Linked DNA regions of Homo sapiens: region 2 is linked to region 1. The links are chromatin loops, found by intact Hi-C in ENCODE. Cell type or tissue: B cell. All regions are shown on one strand. Each heading gives the region's core, and the rest is flanking DNA. Links, peaks and the distances in the headings are about the cores only. Region 1 holds the start of LOC105371908 (a long non-coding RNA gene). Region 2 has its middle 33 kb from the start of LINC01973.

Region 1 (9,533 bases), core at 1,031-9,030:
GTAACCTGTGCCCTGCCTTCGGGGGTATCACCAGGGTGGTCGTTGGCCCCGACCTCAGGCGGCTCATAGCCTGGCCAGGACCACCCCACTCAAACCTGAACCCAGGCCTAAGGGTGGGTGGGAGAGCTGGGGGGACTGGAGACTGAGCTCCCTCATCCACTCTCTTTCCCCAGCACCACAAGGGCTCCACACAGATGACCTGAACACAGAACAAATGGGGCTCACCATGGCAGCCGCCAGCAGTGGGTGTCTGAGGCAGGCCCTGGAGGGCCAGCTCCCTCTCCCAAGGCACACCGCCCACCAGGCTGCCTGTTGGAGCCTGTAGCCCCTGCCGATGCATCGGAAGGGCGATGCCTCCAAGATTTCGGGCCGTCTCTCCTTCTGTTGTGAATTGCTCTCCTGTGTGCTCCTGGCAGGCCTGGCACCTTCAAAGCATTCTGTGGATATTAACTAATTAGTGTAAACACTGCAATGCAGTGATGACCTATTAGGAGGCTGTTGTTGGTATCAGATGATTAAAGGTGGTGAAAGCCTCCCCGACAGCTCTTCTGGGACTCAGCTCCAACTTTTCTCCCTGCAAGCCTGGTCTCATGGCCTGGAGAAGCATAATGAGGTCAGAGTCTGGTGAATTCAGAGTAGGTAAGAAAACGCAGTGCCTGCTGCCTCCGCCAGCTAACCCAAAGAATCTGTGGCAATGGCTGCTCAAGAAGAAATCTTGGCCTGGACTACAGGAGACAAGAAGTTTGGACTCACGTGTGACCAAAGGATCTGGGACTCCCAGTGTCCATAGGTCAGCGCACAACTAGTGCCAAGGAGGACCCTAAAAGGAGAGCCATGCGGCGGGGAGGGTCACAGGAGCCAGGGGGCTGGCTGCTGGGCCCTGCTGGGACACTGACCGGCTCCCTGATCTCTGGAAAGTCACCTCATTCATTCATTCAACAAACTCTCCAAAGCATTAAAAACATAGATACCTGCATTCTTGTCTCATCAGCAAATCACGGCACTCTTGCCTTCTAAATTTATCCAGAATCAGCCACTTCTTACCTTCCCCAAATATCATCATGCGATGACTCCAGTAGCCTCCCAACAGCTCCCCATGCTTCCCCTAGCCCCCCGTCCCCCGCAGTGTCGGAACACATCGAGTGTCAACACAGCAACCTCTTTGGCTCAGAAAACCCCAGCGGCCTTCATCCTCATCAGAGGAAGCACACAACCCTCACAACTTCCTTCTCTCACTCCCAACAGGCCTTCTTGCCTTCCTCCACGGCACCCAGCGCATTCTGCTTTAGGGCCTTGACACTTGCAGTTCCCTGTGCCTTGAGCCGTCTCCCGCCAGAAACCGTTTGGCTCGCTTCTTCACCTTCCCCAAGAGGTCTTCCCTGTCCACACCATCTAAACAGCGATCAGCAAACTTTTTCTGGAAAGGGCCAGAATGTAAACATTTTCAGCTTTGCAAGCCGGGCAGTCTCCGCAGCAACTCTTCAACTCCAAGGCAGTCCTCGGCCACACATGCATGGAGGAAGAGCGCTGTATTCCAATAAAACTTTATTTATAAACACTGGCTACCATGGACTGATTTGACCCAGGGACCGTTGTTTGCCAACAGCTGATCTAAAAAATCAACTCACCATTCCCTCCTCTCTCCTCAGCTCAGTTGTTCTTGGTGGTATGCATTGACATGTGATATGTAGACAATTGTCTACCTCTTTGTCACCTGCCTCTGCCACTGGAACATCAGCTTCACAAGAACAAGGACTCGGTCTATTTTGCTTATTGCTGTATCTCTAAATCCTCAGACAGTGTCTGGCATACAATCAGCACTCGTATTAAAAATAAATACAAGCCACACATTATGCATCGGGGAGGAGGCCACCCACTGGCTTCTACAAAGATCTGGGTTCTGTAACGAAATCTTTTCAGCGTGGGTTTCTCTAAGGAGCAAGCAGGAAGAACAGGTATGAGGAGCAAGACCTTCAGACCAGCCCACTGCCTGGAGACTTTGGACTCAAATGAAAAGCACTGTCTGAGCCTTGTTTGGAAAGGAAACTCTCCAGTGTCTGAGCCTCATAATCAACCAGCAGGAATGCTTGTGACATTTCACAACAAATAATAACAATTTCTTACCTCCGTGGGCTTCCTAAGAGGCAGTCATACTGGCTCATTTGACTTGCACATACCTGTGAGTGGGTAAGTTCTATATTTTACCGATGAGGTACACAAAGCGCAGATAGCCTTGCCCAAGGTCACACCGGGAGGAAGCAGCCGGAGCCAGCCCAGAATCCAGGCTTCCAGCTTCCACCGCAGTGCTGCTCTGACACATCCTCCTTACAGGCCAGCCTCCTGTTTCCCCGATGCATAAGCCAGTGCTAACGCCACATATCACTTAACAGATATTCGCCGAGTCCCTATGTTATGCAAGAAACTGAACTAAGTGCAATGCAGGAGGTAAAGATACTCAAGTAAGTCCTGGTGGTAAAGAGACTCTACAGGAGAGCCAGTCTGACCTTCCAAGGCAGGAATCTCCTTCTCGGCATCGCATGCTGGTTATTCCTGTAAACCGAAGTCATCACAAACTTAAAACAACAGCTTAAAACAGCAGCTTAAAACAACACGCATTTGTTATCTCACAGTTTCTGTGGGTCAGGAGTCTGGGTGTGGCTTAGCTGGGCCCTCTGCTTCAGGGTCTCATCTAAAAGCTATAGCCAAGATCAGAGCTGCAGGCTTCTCTGAGGCTCAACCGAGGAAGGATCTGCTTCCCAGCTCCCATGGATGGTCGCAGCATTCAGTTGCTTGTGGCTTCTTAAATGGAAAGCCTCACTTTCTTGCTGGCTATTGGCCAGAGGTCACCATCATGTCATGCATTGGACAGAGGCTGCTGTCAGCTCCTTGCTTTGTGGGCCTCCCCAGTGTGGCCACTTACTCCATCAAGGCCAGCAAGAGAGTCTCTCAGCAAGACAGATGTCACAATCTTATGAAATCACAAGAGTGACATCCCGTCACTTTGCTGTATTCTCTTGCAACGTTAAAGGCAAGTCACAGGTGCTGCTTGCACTGAAGGCGAGAGGACTGCATAAGGCCGTGAACACCAGCAGGTAGGACCGTGGGGCCAGCATCCACCCTGTCCACCTCATCTGCTAGGTCTTCCAACTCTCCCTGAACATCTTCAGAGACACACTGACCACTCCCTCACAAGGCAGCTCATTCCATTCTGATGTCACTTGAATGGTTAGAAAGTTCTTCCTAGCCTCAAACCCAAATCCATCTCCCTATGGCTTTTAATCATTGTTCCAAGCCCTGCAGTCTGGAGTGACATAGAAAAATTCTAATCTGGGCCAGGCACGGTGGCTCACCCCTGTATTCCCAACACTTTGGGAGGCCAAGGCGGGCAGATCACTCGAGTTCAGGAGTTCAACACCAGCCTGGCCAATATGGTGAAACTCTATCTCTACTAAAAATACAAAAAAATTAGCTGGGCATGGTGGCACATGCCTATAGTCCCAGCTACTCGAGATGCTGAGGTGGAAGAATCTCTTGAACCCAGGAGGTGGAGGTTGCAGTGAGTCGAGATCACACCACTGCACTCCAGCCTGGGTGACACAGTGAGACTCCATCTCAAGAAAAAAAAAAAAAGAAAAATTCTAATCTGGCAGAAGTTGGACTCCAGGAGGGCAGGGATTTGCTGTATCCTCTTAGAAGAGGGTTGTTGGAAAGTTCCAGGCACATCAAAGATATTCCATAATTACATGTCGAGAATAGAGAACAGAGTGGTTCAAGAAGTTGTCTCAGCAGCTTATTCGCTGCTTTCAAATGCAGAGTTGGCCTTGTATGGGAACTTGCTTACCCTGTGTCTCGGGGGACAGACCTTCATAGCCTTCCTTGGGAGACCGGCACTTTAAGAGGCTCTATTCCAACCCTGACACATGACTTGCTCAAGGTCACATAGCTGGTAAATGGCAGGTGTCAGAAGCCAGGCCTCTTGACTGCCAGCATTTCTCTGCCTCTCTATCTTTGTGTGTGACTGAATGTGAGACAGGGACACCAGACAGGCCTAGACCCTGCATCCTGGGAGTTTGCAACTCAAAGATATTTCCTCTACTTTCTGTGAACTGCCTTGATCCCTGGCCAGCAAACTAGATGTGGTATCCTCAAAGCCAGACACAGGTGAGCAGCGGGCCTCTGCGGGCTGCAGCAGGGATCCAGGTAGTCATTTCCTGCTTTCACTTAGGACTGCTGTGCACCTGCTCTCCTTCTCCCACCAGGAATAACCACACCCAGTGTACCTCCTAGGGTGTCGGGGCCTCCCCAGCACTGAGTGCCCAGCCTAGTTCAGCCTCCAGGCTTCCAGTTTCCTGGCAGTCAAGTCCATTTGCTCTGGAGCTTTGCAAGGGGCCCCCAGGTCCTTCATCACTGCACCTGCAGCTGCAGTATAGGCCTTGACCCATGGCGAATTCAGCAAGGGTTGAATGGATGATTTGAGTCCACAGGATCTGAAGACCTTGGCTGGGAATGTCAGAGGCGAGGCACAGCCTGCCTGAGCCCAGTGAGAGGAGAGGCAGAGCATCTACAGGGCTTCAGGAGGCCCCTGCTGCAACCCTGCCTGCAAGTGAGTGAGTCGGCTGGAGCTGAGGCTGAGTTTCAAGTTCTAGGGAAATGGAAAGGCCACGAGAAGAAGTAGGACCCGAAAGAAACTTTCCCTTCTTGGAAACGTCCGTGTCGCCATTATCCCCAACAACTTCCTTTTCACCTCCCTGCCTCTAAGGGACCCTCCCACCATCAGCTTTCTCCTCTTTATCCTGTGCCTCCAACTTCCCCCTTCCATGGCTGCTACATAATAAGCATTCAATAAATATGAGTCATTAAATAGTCACTGCTGTTCCTGCCTCTTCCCCCTCTCTATATTAACACATTCAGTGTTCTATCACCTAAGAAAACTAAAACCTTCCAAAATGTTTCCCACATGTGGTCGGCTATTGATGATTTTTATTTCTGCCTTTGCATTTTTACATGTCAGAGGTCTCTACCATGCACATGTGTCTAAGAGGATTACAATGAATAAGAGCTGACATTGGCTGAGCAGGAACTCTGGGCCGTCCCCGGTGCTAGGAGTTTCCTATGCACCCTATTGGTTCAGCCTCTCGACAATCCCATGTAGGGTTACCAACTGTCCCAGATGGCCCAGGCCTGAGGGGCTTCCTGGGACAAGAGACTTCTATTGCAAAAACTGGGATAATCTCAGGCAAACCAGGAGGGTTGGCCACCTTCCACCAAGGAGGCGCTATCATGATCCCCATTTTATAGATGAGAAAATTGAGGCTCAAAGAGGCTTAAAACTCTCCCTCGGGGCCAGGCACGGTGGCTCATGCTTGTAATCCCAGCACTTTGGGAGGCCAAGGCGGGCAGATCACTTGAGGTTGGGAGTTTGAGACTAGCCTGGCCAACATGGTGAAACCCCGTCTCTACCAAAAAATACAAAAATTAGCCAGCTGTGGTGGCACATGCCTGTAGTCCTGGCTACTTGGGAGGCTGAGGCACGAGAATTGCTTGAACCCAGGAGGCGGAGGTTGCAGTGAGCTGAGATCGCACCACTGCACTCCAGCCTGGGTGACAAAGTGAGACTGTCTCAAAAAAAAAAAAAAAAAACCTGCCTGGGAATCTGATCAAAAAAGGGGCAAGCAAAGGACGTAAGTAGACATTTCTCCAGAGAAGACATACCAGTGGCCAAGAAGCCCACGAAAAGACGCTCACCAGCATTAGTCATCAGGCAAATGCAAATCAAAACCACAATGAGGTTGAGGTGCCACTTCACACGCTCGACAACAGCTATAATTTTGTTTTAAAACTGAAAATAAGCGTTGGTGAGGTTATAGAGAAATTAGAACACTTACACATTGCTGGTGGAAATGTAAAATGTTTCAGCCACTGTGGAAAACAATTTGGTGATTCCTCAAAAAGTTAATCATAAAATTGCTATATAATCCACAATTCCACTCCTATGAATATAGCCAGAAAAACCTGAAAATAGACACTCAAACAAATACATGTGCACACACGTTCATAGCAGCATTATTCATGCCAGCCAAAAGGTGGAAACAACCCAGATGTCCATCAAACAATGAATGGACAAATGAATTTTGGTCCATCCATACACCGGAATATGATTCCTTAAAGAGGAATGAAGCTCTTAGATGAATGAAGCCTAAGAACATAAAGCTCAGTGAGAGAGGCCACAGGCCACAGGCAAAAGCTCCCATTTAACCTGATTGCATTTTTTTTTTTTTTTTTTTTGAGATGGAGTCAGTGTCATTCTATCACTCAGGCTGGAGTGCAGCGGCACGATCTCGGCTCACTGCAACCTCTGCCTCCCAGGTTCAAGCCATTCTGCGTGAGCCTCCCAAGTAGCTGGGATTACAGGCATTCGCCACCACCTCCAGCTAATTTTTGTATGTTTTAGTAGAGAGGGGGCTTCACCGTGTTGGCCAGGCTGGTCTTGAACTCCTGATCTCAGGTGATCCGCCCGCCTCAGCCTCCCAAAGTACTGATTACATTTTTATTAATTGTTCAGAGGAGGCAATGCATGCAAACAACGCAGATTGGTGGCTTCCAGGGGCTGGAGGAGGAGGAAGGAGGACTGACTGCCACTGGGTACGAGGTTTCCTCTTGGGTGATGCCAAGGTTTGGGAACTTGCAGAAGTAGTGGCTGCACAACATTGAATATACTAAATGCCAGGAATTGTACACTTAAAAACGGCTCATTTTGAGCTGTGAGCTTCACCTTGATTTACCAAAAACAACAAAAACAAAACCTGTACTTCAGGTCACACAACTGATGAACACAGAGCCGGCCCCGGAGCATAGGACACCCACCAGCCCGCCTTCCGTGACCGCTGGAGCCTGTGTCGCTGCTAGTCCCCCCTAGCTCAGGCCTGCCTCCCCATGCTTCTCCAAAGGCTCTCTCTACTTGTCCACTCGCCATTTGCTTGTCACCGGGGTCAGGCTTCCCCGACCACCACCCTGTGCTGGTCACCCACCCTCTTCCACTGGGCAAGTCCAGTGAACGGCACTGGGGGGTATTTGCCATTCTCCCCACCAGACTGCTGCAAACTGCCTCATAAAATTACTCAGAAAAACCCAGGGAGGCCAAGCATGGTGGCTCGCACCTGTAATCCCAGCACTTTGGGAGGCCAATGTGGGCAGATCACTGAGGTCAGGAGTTCGAGACCAGCCTGGCCAACATGGCGAAACCCCGTCTCTACTAAAAACACAAAAATTAGCTGGGTGTGGTGACGGACCCCTGTAATCCCAGCTACTCAGGAGGCTGAGGTGGGAGAATCACTTCAACCCAGGAGGTGGAGGTTGCAGTGAGCCGAGATTGTGCCACTGCACTCCAGCCTGGGTGGCAGAGCGAGACCCCATCTCACAAAAAAAAAAAAAAAAAAAAAAAAAAGAGAGAGAGAGAGAGAGAGAGAACCGAAGGGAAAGGAAGAAAAGAAAAGATAAGAAAAACCCAGGGAGGACAAGACCCAAGCAGCCAAGCAGGTCACCTCCTGAGGCCGCTGCTTTGCCCCTCTAAGGACGTCTCAGGGCTATGTCTTCCTATGCCCCCCCTTTTCCTCTCAGTCAGCCCCCACCTCACGGGCCTGCCCTGCAGGGTGTCGGGGGGCTCTTCCTTCTTGTTTTTCTAGCCTTCGCTCAGCTCAGTCAGTCGGAGCCTGACCGTGGGGGCAGCTCCTCTCTGGGGCCGGAGAATCATTCCTGTCTCCTGTCGAAATGACCCTTGGTAGGAAGGTAAGTTCACTGTCCCCAGAAGGCCTGCGGGAAGAGGCACTGCATTTTACTCAGAGCCCCTGGCAGCTGGGGAGCTGAGGAGGGGCCGTCTGTCTCCTCTGTCTGTCAAGACACACTAGAGAAACAGGTGGGGAGAGAATCCGCAGAGCTGCCCGCAGGTGGCCCCCTGGGTGGGACTGGGCCTCTCTGCTTCCCGGGGCTGCAGGGAAGGTGTCACAGGCTAAGGGTGGACTCTGGACACGGCTGCAGCTCTCACCATTCAGCTGTGGGGTCTCTCTTCGCACCTCCATCCCGAGGGTCAGGGAAGGACTGGGCGGAAAAAAGCCAAGAAGCTGGTCTCATCCACAGACACATGGGGCTTCAAGGTGGAGGAGCCCCAGCCCAGTGGGGTGGACAAGGTGCCGGGGACTGCATAGTGACCGTCAGGGCAGCCATCAGCTCCTCCTATGAAACCCCACAGGGGTGGCTGGCACTTGTCACCCTGAAGAGGCTGCAATTCCCTCGCACAGGTCATCTTGGAACAGGCAAATTCATTATAGACCCCTGGGGTCAGGAGGGGGCTCAGTACAGTCCCAGAAGGTTCCATGAAAGCCAGAAGTAGTGCCCTCAGCTTCAGCCAGGACCCTCCTGCCTGCACATTTGTTGACCACCCAGGGCCTGGGTGCTCCTGCCTCCGGCCCCCTTTCCCCACCGTGAATCCATATGGTCCCTTCTTTCCCAGCACAGCCACAGGACAGCTCTGTCACACCCTCCCCAGTGACCTACCATGAGCCACCTGGGCCGACTGGCCCTCCTTCCCCACAGAGCCCCTGGCACCCAGGACTTCCTGGCAGGTGCTGGCCCTGAAGTCCTGGGCTTCCTCTGGGCTCCTATGTGAAGCCAGCGCCCTGGAGGCCAGGTGTTTCCTGTGGGTGGGGGGGCCTGGAAGGTTCTACCACACTCACATTCCACCTCCTCCTCTGGGGCCTCCCACTTGTGGCTCAGGCCCTGCTACTGTTAATCAGAGGGAAGAGAGAAGGCCCTGGGGATGGGGTGTGTGAAGGCCTGGACTGTCTACCGCAGGCTGGGCATGGGGTGGGGAAGTCTCAGGGTAGCAGCAAGGCAGGAAGGGGAGGAACACCCAGAGCTTGGGGGCAGAGATAAGTAAGGAGCCCCCAGTTCCAGGCAACCTGTGGGTGTGGCCTCTGGGGACCAGCCAGACAGCCTGGCATGGACAGCCTCACTCTTCTCACTGCTTTGCAAATGCCACAGGTGGTCAAGCACCCACGTGGTCTTCACACATCTGCACCTTGCAGGTCCAGGATGGAGCTGTGATCATCGCTGGATGGGAAAGCAGCTTCCTGTCTCCCTCTCAGCAAGTGGAGTGCAGTGGGGTGGGCAGCTGCTTGCTGCAGACTCACTCCTATCCCCAAAGAAGCCTTGAGAGGAGGCCCTACCATATGGGGAGACTGAAGATCTGAAAGGCCCAGCTTGCCCAAGGAACTCAGCCAGTGAGTGGCAGAGCCTCCTCCCGTCCCAAAACTCTGCCTCTGGCCACCCCCAAGCACTGCCCCTCTGATGGCATCAGGGACGCGATAAAGAAACCTCAGGCAGGGCCGGCCGAGAGCCCTTCTCCCAGGCTTGCCTCCAGCTGTGCAGGAAGCCCACCTGCCCAAGACTCACCTGCGGCATTTGGCGAAAAGCAGTCCTGGGCTCCCACCCTCCCCGGCCTACTTGAACAGGATCTCGAGGGGTGGACCCAGGACTCT
Region 2 (9,533 bases), core at 1,054-9,053, 74 kb after region 1:
CATGAATGTGGCCATACTGCCCAAGGTAATTTATACAGTCAATGCCATCTCCATCAAGCTACCATGACTTTCCTCACAGAATTGGAAAAAATTACTTTAAAGTTCATATGGAACCAAAAAAGAGCCCGCATTGCCAAGACAATCCTAAGCAAAAAGAACAAAGCTAGAGGCATCATGCTACCTGACTTCAAACTATACTATAAGACTACAGTAGCCAAAACAGCATGGAATTAGTACCAAAACATATATGTAGACTAATGGAACAGAACAGAAGCCTCAGAAATAACACCATACATCTACAACCACCTGATCTTTGACAAACCTGACAAAAACAAGAAATGGGGAAAGGATTCCCTATTTAATAAATGTTGCTGGGAAAACTGGCTAGCCATATGTAGAAAGCTGAAACTGGATCCCTTCCTTACACCTTATACAAAAATTAATTCAAGATGGATTAAAGACTTAAATGTTAGACCTAAAACCATAAAAACCCTAGAAGAAAACCTAGGCAATACCAGTCAGGACATAGGCATGGGCAAGGACTTCATGGCTAAAACACCAAAAGTAACAGCAACAAAAGCCAAAATAGACAAATGGGATCTAATTAAACTAAAGAGCTTCCGCATGGCAAAAGAAACTACCATCAGAGTGAACGGGCAGCCTACAGAATGGGAGAAAATTTTTGCAATCTACCCATCTGACAAAGGGCTAATATCCAGAATCTATAAAGAACTCAAACAAATGTACAAGAAAAAAACAAACAACCCCATCAAAAAGTGGGCAAAGGATATGAACAGATGCTTCTCAAAAGAAGACATCTATGCAGCCAACAGACACATGAAGAAATGCTCATCGTCACTGGTCATCAGAGAAATGCAAATCAAAACCATAATGAGATACCATCTCACGCCAGTTAGAATGGCAATCATTAAAAAGTCAGGAAACAACATATGCTGGAGAGGAAGTGTAGAAATAGGAACACTTTTACACTGTTGGTGGGAGTGTAAATTAGTTCAACCATTGTGGAAGACAGTGAGGCGATCCCTCAAGGATCTAGAACTAGAAATACCATTTGACCCAGCAATCCCATTACTGGGTATATGCCCAAAGGATTCTAAATCATGCTACTATAAAGACACATGCACACGTATGTTTATTGTGGCACTATTCACAATAGCAAAGACTTGGAACCAACCCAAATGTCCATCAATGATAGACTGGATTAAGAAAACGTGACACATATACACCATGGAATACTAGGCAGCCATTAAAAAAAGGATGAGTTTGCCGGGTGCGGTGGCTCACGCCTGTAATCCCAGCACTTTGGGAGGCTGAGGCGGGCGGATCACGAGGTCAGGAGATCGAGACCATCCTGGCTAACACAGTGAAACCCTGTCTCTACTAAAAATACAAAAAATTAGCCGGGCGCGGTGGCGGGCACCTGTAGTCCCAGCTATTCGGGAGGCTGAGGCAGGAGAAAGGCATGAACCCGGGAGGCGGGGCTTGCAGTGAGCTGAGATCGTGCCACTGCACTCCAGCCTGGGTGACAGAGCGAGACTCCATCTCAAAAAAGAAAAAAAAAAAGAAAAAGAAAAAGAAAAAAAGATGAGTTCATGTCCTTTGCAGGGACATGGATGAATGGATGAAGCTGGAAACCATCATTCTCAGCAAACTATCACAAGGACAGAAAACCAAACACCACATGTTCTCACTCATAGGAGGGAACTGAACAATGAGATCACTTGGACACAGGGCGGGGAACATCACACACCGGGACCTGTCAGGGGGTGGGGGGCTGGGGGAGGGATAGCATTAGGAGAAATACCTAATGTAAATGACGAGTTGATGGGTGCAGCAAACCAACATGGTACATGTATACCTTTGTATCAAACCTGCACACTGTGCACATGTACCCTAGAACTTAAAGTGTAATAATAAAAATAATAATAATATAAATAAACAAAATTCGTAATTTAAAAAAAGGCCAGGCATGGTGGCTTACGTCTGTAATCCCAGAATTTTGGGAGGCCGAGGTGGGCAGGTCACCTGAGGTCAGGAGTTCGAGACCAGCCTGACCAACATAGTGAAACCCTGTCTCTACTAGAAATACAAAAAGTAGCCAGGCACGGTTGTGCACGCCTGTAATCCCAGCTACTTGGGAGGCTGAGGCAGGAGAATCACTTGAACCCAGGAGGCAGAGGTTGCAGTGAGCTGATATCGCGCCATTGCACTCCAGCCTGGGCAACAAGAGCGAAACTCAAAAGAAAAAAAAAAATTGGGGGTGCCCAGGCCTCACCCCAGAGACCCTGATCCAACAGGTCGAGGTGCGGCCCAGCCATCGAAGGTTTTAAAAGGTCCCCCGAAAATTCTAGTGTGCCGTTCAATTGAGAACCTCTGGTGCCAAAGGCCAAAGAGGCACCCCCGTGGGACCACTGTGTTAATAAATTGCCTCCCAGTCTTGTCATCTGGACAGAATGAAGCTCCAGGGCTTTGAGTGATTTAGAGCAGAACCACATGACACTTGGGGGTGGGGGCTCCAACTTGAGAAGCCATCCCAACACCCCAAGACAGGCACTGACCCAACACAAGAAATGTGCCCTTCTACTTCCCACTCCCATTCCCTGGGTCCTCCCTCTCCCCCTCTCAGATTCCAAGCTGGGCTCCAGGCTCAACGCCAATTCTCTGAAACCCAACTCTCCGAAGGGGGCCAACTCAGGGAGTTGTCTTAGCAGGCAAGTGGGGACTGGCCATCTTCCAGTAGGACCTCCCTCTGTGCTAGTTGTAAGGATGAAGTGAGATATTAAATGTAAAATGTTTTACTTTTTTTTACACGCGCATGGCGTATACACATGCTTCATAGAACCACGTACGCAGCTCTCAGAATTTCTCTTTTGCACCCATTTCAACTGTTCAGCTCTTCAATCCATCTTCAATTCCTCTTTCTCTGCTCCCCGAATATCCCCAGCGTCACTGCCTCAGCCCAGCACCTGGCGCAGCAGAGTGCTGCCCAGAGGTGGCGCTCAGTGAATGGCTGAAATGATGGGATAAATACAGGTTAGCCCCGAGCGGCAGGTATATCTGAACGGCACCACCATCCGCCGGCCACTCCAGGTGGACACCTGGGCCCAGCCCCTCACTCCCCACTCCCCCTCACCATCCTGAGCCTGGCACCAAACCCCCCGCCCCACCATCCTAAGACTGCACCATCCTCCTGCCCTTTTCTCTGCAGCTGCCCCACTTCCACTCCACTCTCCAAATCAGGTTGGTCTTTGTCCACTGGAAGATATACACATGAAATTACTTACTAACCATTCCACTTTACCCAAGTGATTTGCTTTTTAGAACACAAACTTGAACTGAGTCGAGGTCATTTTTCCTCCATGAAAGACATCTTCACTGGGTGCTTCCGATTCAGCACACATTCCTGAGAGCTGAGAACAGAGGGGTATAATCCCATGCCAGACCAAGGGAGTGTGGTTCCTGGGACGGGCACCTGTCTCATGGGACCTCTCTGTGTGCCTCAGTTTCCTCATCTGTAAAATGGGAGAATTACAGGAGCTCCCTGCAGAGTTGTTGTGAAGATTAAATGAGTTGCTACATGCAAAACTTGGAGCGCAGCCTGGTCCAGTGTGTTAACATTATTATTATCACCATCATTATTATTTTTAGGTGTGCAGAAAAAGGGCCTGAGGACTGCAGTTCTACACGGTAGCAAGTGATGGCTACAAAGTTGCTCAGTTGGTCACTTCCCTCCCCTCATAAAAATCCCTCCATGGCTCCCCGGTGCCCTCAGGCAAAGTCCTTCAGGATCTGGTCCCTGCTGATCTGGCAATCTCATTTTGCACCACACACGCCCAACCCAGTCAGCTGCAGCAACCAACTTCTCTGGACCAGGTGGTGATTGGTCAGCACAGGGTTAGCCCTGAAAAAGGTTTGCTTTAAATCTGTTAATGCGGCAGGGTGAGTTTGCACAGCATCAGATCACTATCCACCCTAGGCGGTGTCCTCTGGTTTAAGGGCAAAATGCAAATGATACATTTGGAAATAATCAGCAACCAAGATTACTTATCTGGGGCAAGGAGCTCTTCTTTCCCCAGCAAATGCTGCCCTATGGGGTCTGCCATATTTCCCGACCGCCGCTTGTGTGTGTTGCAGGCATCTTATCTCATTCGACATTATTATTTTCTAGAGGATAAGATAGCAATGTTTGCTCAACTCAGTATTATCAACCCATGATTGCAGCTACCTGTACTTTATATTCACCGCCAAAACAGAAAAACATCCTAAGACTTGTGAAATCAACCTGAATTGGGGGGTAGGCGTGGATATAAAAGAAAGAAGACCATCGTAAGAGCTCAGGAGTAACATATTATCCTGATTAAGTATGGGGGAGGAGTTAATGCACTGAGGTTAAAAATGCATCGTTTTTCTTTTCTTTTTTTTTTCTTTTTGCAAATTGTGTTCTTGTGTGTTTCATGATGACTGATATGATATATCCTTGGCTTTCAGAGCAAGAAAAGTCATCAGGGTTTCATTTGTTATGTTTATGCCAAGAGAAATCAATCTCCACAGACACAGAGAAGGCTGCTCACACTCACGATGCTGTCTGGGGAATCGGCCAGTCACGCCCTTGGCGGACGGCAGAAGAGATACTGGGTAAGATATGCTTTGGGCTTATTGATTACAAAGCTTCTTCATTACTTCTGTGGAGCTGCAGATCAATAGGCTCACAGAAACATAATAGATTTTTTTAGAAAATCAATTAAACAGAATATTTTTTACAGAATTGAGTTTGCACAGCCGTGTCGTTGGTGTGCAGCTTCACATTTTTAATGCAGTTTCTCTGTAAGAGCCACGTTATAATGAAGAGGTGGCAAACCCTTGGTTAAAAGTTCACGCATAGCAATACGAATGGGTCAGATTAGAGGGAGGGAGACAGGACCGACTCTCCAGGGAAAGCAGAGAGCATCGCAGCCGCAGCCTTGCTGGAGAGCAGTGGTGTGGGGCACCTGACCTGCCTATTGCCTACATATCATCATATGGGCAAAACCTATCCGTGTGCCTCCTCTCAGTCTAAAAAACGGAACTGAAACTTCTTGGAAAGCTCAGATTGACGTCTGAATTTCCCCATTCTGAAAGCAGAAGGAAGCTCAGCAGGCATAAAGGTGAAATACAGCCAGGCTGTGGCTGTCCAGATTTGCCGTGGCGTACACGCGGCTTTCTTTTCTAAGCTGTAGAGGAGTAGCTGCAGGAGCTGAGACGTGGGGTTCAGGCTTCGGAACAGTGGTGGGGAGGGGCTTTGGCCTGAACCCCAGGCCCATGGGCCACACACATGGAGCTTTTCAGGTCACAGGTAGGTAAGCCATTTCCCACAGTGCCAGGTTTATGCAGAGTGACCCTTGCAGGCGTGCTGCAGTGCCCCAAATCACAGTCCTGAGCCAGCAGGGGCTGACACCATCCCTGATTCACTGTGCTTCCCTCCTGTTGCCGTGTTCCTCCTGGTTTGGTATGATCCTGGAAGACAGGCATGAAGAAGAAAGAGAAGAAGGAGAAGGAAGAGGAGGAGGAGGAGGAGGGAGGAGGAGGGAGGAGGGAGAGGAGGAGGAGAGGAGAATGAAGAAGGGAAAAGAAGGAAGAAGGAGAAGGAGAAGGAGGAGGAGGAGAGGAGAATGAAGAAGGGAGAAGAAGGAAGGAGAGGAAGGAGAAGGGGGGGGAGGAGGAGGAGGAGGAGGATTAGAAGAATTATTAGCCATCCTGGCTAACCCGGTGAAACCCCGTCTCTACTAAAAATACAAAAAATTAGCCGGGCGTGGTGGCGGGCGCCTGTAGTCCCAGCTACTCGGGAGGCTGAGACAGGAGAAAAAAAAAAAAAGAAAAGAATTATTAGAAGAATTACTACAAGAATTGCAAGAAGAAAGTAGAAATTCCCCTCCCATTTCTGGGAACTCTACGAAGAACCGCTCACACGTATGCGGTGAGAAACCCAGCAGGAAAGCCTCCTGAAAGTACTCCAGCTCTGCCGAACACAGGACTTCAATGTTCCCAACAGTGCATGATAAATAACAAGGCTATAACTCCACAGAGAAGCCCATTGATGACATTTAGAAATCTCCCTTAGCTTCGTTCTCATGGTTTGCATCGTCAGAACCCCAGGATGGAATCTCAACCTCAATTGATGTCCATTTCGGGGGTGGATGTTGTTGAATCGCACTTCCTTTGTTCTGGCTCTTGTCCCCTTGGGCTTGTTCTTTGGTAGGCCCGGTGTTCCTCTGGGGGGCCTCTCTTCCTTCCCGCTCCACCCCAGGGAAGGACAGAGCGTTCTGCCCTCTGAAAATTTAGATTATTTACATCTCTAAAGGGGCATCACTAAAGGAGCAGTGTCTGGGCTTTGAGTTGCTTCTAACACTTCTCTGTAAATTCTCCCCATTTTGTTTTGTTTTGTTTTTACCCTGAATTAGTAAGATTCTGAATTGAATCCTGAAACCTGGAGTGAAATATGAAGTCCTCCTTTCTGCAGGGCTAGAATACAATCAGACCCCCAAATGAAGCTAAGGCAGCAGGCTGAGTTTGCCTGGAGACCAACACGTGCCCGAAGGTGGAGACATTCATTCCCTTGTTCCTTCGCCTCCCTACAGGTAGCATCACTGGGGAGCAATCCAAGGGTGCTGAGGCTGCAAGTGTTGTTTGAGAAAAGGGGAACATTAGAAGGAAGTGCAAATGGAAGTCTTTCTGATCCAATGATTTGGGGAAAATTATTTCTTCCAAGGCCATGTTTCCAGCCCAATGGATTTCATGGCACCTAGTATGTATCTCGGCAAAACAGCAACTGAGCCATCCAAGGATCCGCATTACCTTCTTTTCTTTTCTTTTCTTTTCTTTTTTTTTTTTTTTTTTTTTGAGAGGGAGTCTTGCTCTGTCGCCCAGGCTGGAGTGCAGTGGTGTGATCTCGGCTCACTGCAAGCTCCGCCTCCTGGGTTCACGCCATTCTCCTGCCTCAGCCTCCCGAGTAGCTGGGACTACAGGCGCCCACCACCACGCCCGGCTGATTTTTTGTATTTTTAGTAGAGACGGGGTTTCACCGTGTTAGCCAGGATGGTCTCGATCTCCTGACCTCGTGATCCGCCCGCCTCGGCCTCCCAAAGTGCTGGGATTACAGGTGTGAGCCACCGCGCCCGGCCAGCATTACCTTCTTTTCAAGGGCCTGTCTCCCTTGCCTCCATAACTGTTGTGGGTATTGACGGCCAGGCTTCTAAACCCCTTAAAACTCCCCAACTCTAGTGCCAACTTGGACAACATTCTTTTATGCACTCCTTTTTAGTTATCCCCACCTGCCCAGCTCCATTATTAGGTCGAGACATTTTAACTAAATTATCTGTCAGCCTTTCACGTTTAATCGTTCAAAACTCGACCTGGATCCACAATAGACACTAGAATGCAAGACTCTGAGAAAACTCTAGGGAAGAACAATAGCACTGCCACAAAAAACAATGTGGAAACTGTCAGGCCTCTGAGCCCAAGCTAAGCCATCATATCCCCTGTGACTTCCACGTATGCATCCAGATGGCCTGAAGCAACTGACGATCCACAAAAGAAGTGGAAATAGCCTTAGCTGATGACATTCCACCATTGTGATTTGTTTCTTCTCCACCCTTAAGAAGGTTCTTTGTAATCTCCCCCACCCTTAAGAAGGTTCTTTGTAATTCTCCCCACCCTTGAGAATGTGCTTTGTGAGATCCACCCGCTGCCAGCAAAACATTGCTCCTAACTTCAATGCCTATCCCAAAACCTAAAAGAACTAATGATAATCCCACCACCCTTTGCTGACTCCTTTTTTGGACTCAGCCCGCCTGCACCCAGGTGAAATAAACGGCCTTGTTGCTCACACAAAGCCTGTTTGGTGGTCTCTTCACACAGACACGTGAGACAGAAACAAGAAGCTCCCTCTATGTGCCCTGTAGGGACATTTTTCTTGGAGAATCGTAACTCTAAATTCTTACCTCGCAGAGAGGGACCCGATGGGACCTGTTTAGTAAATATTACTGAGTTCTGCCACTTGTCGACAATCTTCCAGGGAGATAACTCCTAATTAATTAGAAAAAGTGCCTGCCCTCGAGGCGCATACATTCTATGAGTGAGAGAAACAGACACAGATGTGACATGGATGCCGCAGCGCAAGGATTTTGTCTGCATGTTCATTGCTGAGTCCCCACGTTTAGAAGGGTACCCTGCATACTTACCTGGCAGAGGAGACACCATGATCACAAAGGTGGTTTTCCCAGGGTTAGGCTCACATTCCAGGTGTGCTGACCCCTGCAATTTTCCCAAATGCAGGAAATTCAACTGCATAATCGGTGGGGGAGTGGGGGGGACTGTGTTTGCGCTTTCCCCTGTGGGTTTTTTTTTTTTTTTTCTAATATTAAAAAAAAGAAGAGGCTGGGCGTGGTGGCTCACGCCTGTAAGCCCAGCACCTTGGGAGGCCAAGGAGGGTGGATCAACTGAGGTCAGGATTTCGATACCAGCCCGGCCAACGTGGTGAAACGCTGTCTCTACTAAAAATACAGATGTGGCCAGGCACAGTGGCTCACGTGTGTAATCATAGCACTTTGGGAGGCTGAGGCGGGTGGATTACCCGAGGTCAGGAGTTCAAGACCAGCCTGGCCAACATGGTGAAACCCCCGTCTCTACTAAAAATACAAAAAGTAGGCCGGGCGCGGTGGCTCACGCCTGTAATCTCAGCACTTTGGGAGGCTGAGACGGGCAGATCACGAGGTCAGGAGATCGAGACCATCCTGGCTAACATGGTGAAACCCCATCTCTACTAAATATACAAAAAAAAAAAAAATTAGCCGGGAGTGATGGTGGGCACCTATAGTCCTAGCTACTTGGGAGGCTGAGGCAGAATGGCGTGAACCCAGGAGATGGCGTTTGCAGTGAGCAGAAATCATGCCACTGCCCTCCAGCCTGGGTGACAGAGCGAGACTTCGTCTCAAAAAAATAAAATAAAATAAAATAAAAATAAAAAATAAAAATACAAAAAGTAGCTGGGCGTGGTGGCACACACCTGTAATCCCAGCTATTCAGGAGGCTGAGGCAGGAGAATCGCTTGAACCCGGGAGGCAGAGGTTGCAGTGAGCCGAGATCGTGCCACTGCACTCCAGCCTGGGTAACAAGAGCGAAACTCCATCTCAAGAAGAAAAAAAACCAAGAAGAGTGCAGGCTCTCAGTGAATTATGAACCAGACTGAGTCTGTATCATGGCATATGTCAGGTGGTAACAAGTGATGTGTGTGCCGGGAAAAGTCTTCATAAGCACAAAACATAAAGGCCTTACAGGTGCTGAGTGTAAATAGCCTTGACCCTGAAGGAGGACTGCATTTTATAGCCCTCAAAATAGCCCCACACTCACCCTTTGCACACCTCACAATCAAGCCTATGGACCCCACACACACACACACACACACACACCCCACATGCACAGGCACACATGTCATCTCATCTACAACAGAACCTGCTGTCCACAGGCATTTTCTGCAG

What was found. Peaks named below come from ENCODE experiments on the same cell type or tissue, not always from the same donor. Only the 100,000 strongest peaks of a DNase experiment are listed, where the experiment ranks them.
Region 2: it touches region 1 in a loop (9-fold over the local background); 2 of 110 quality-filtered maps call a loop at or near these places.

Annotation. Positions count from the first base shown.
Region 1 is chr17:77,837,980-77,847,512 of GRCh38, forward strand. LOC105371908 (a long non-coding RNA gene) reads right to left here and starts at 2,659. Exons shown (of 4, transcript XR_935001.2): 1 at 2,505-2,659. RefSeq lists a silencer at 5,757-5,856 and enhancers at 7,476-8,125, 8,126-8,773, 8,774-9,423. In B cell, for the core only: no CTCF peak of the experiment used is centred there; DNase peaks (open chromatin) are centred at 5,772, 8,264 and 8,712; H3K27me3 peaks cover 5,346 bases.
Region 2 is chr17:77,911,869-77,921,401 of GRCh38, forward strand. It overlaps the pseudogene RNU1-80P. Among named protein-coding and RNA genes, the nearest start is that of LINC01973, 33 kb to the left of the region's middle. RefSeq lists an enhancer at 4,775-5,296 and a silencer at 8,445-8,649. In B cell, for the core only: no CTCF peak of the experiment used is centred there; DNase peaks (open chromatin) are centred at 2,953 and 5,103; H3K4me3 peaks cover 825 bases; H3K27me3 peaks cover 5,064 bases.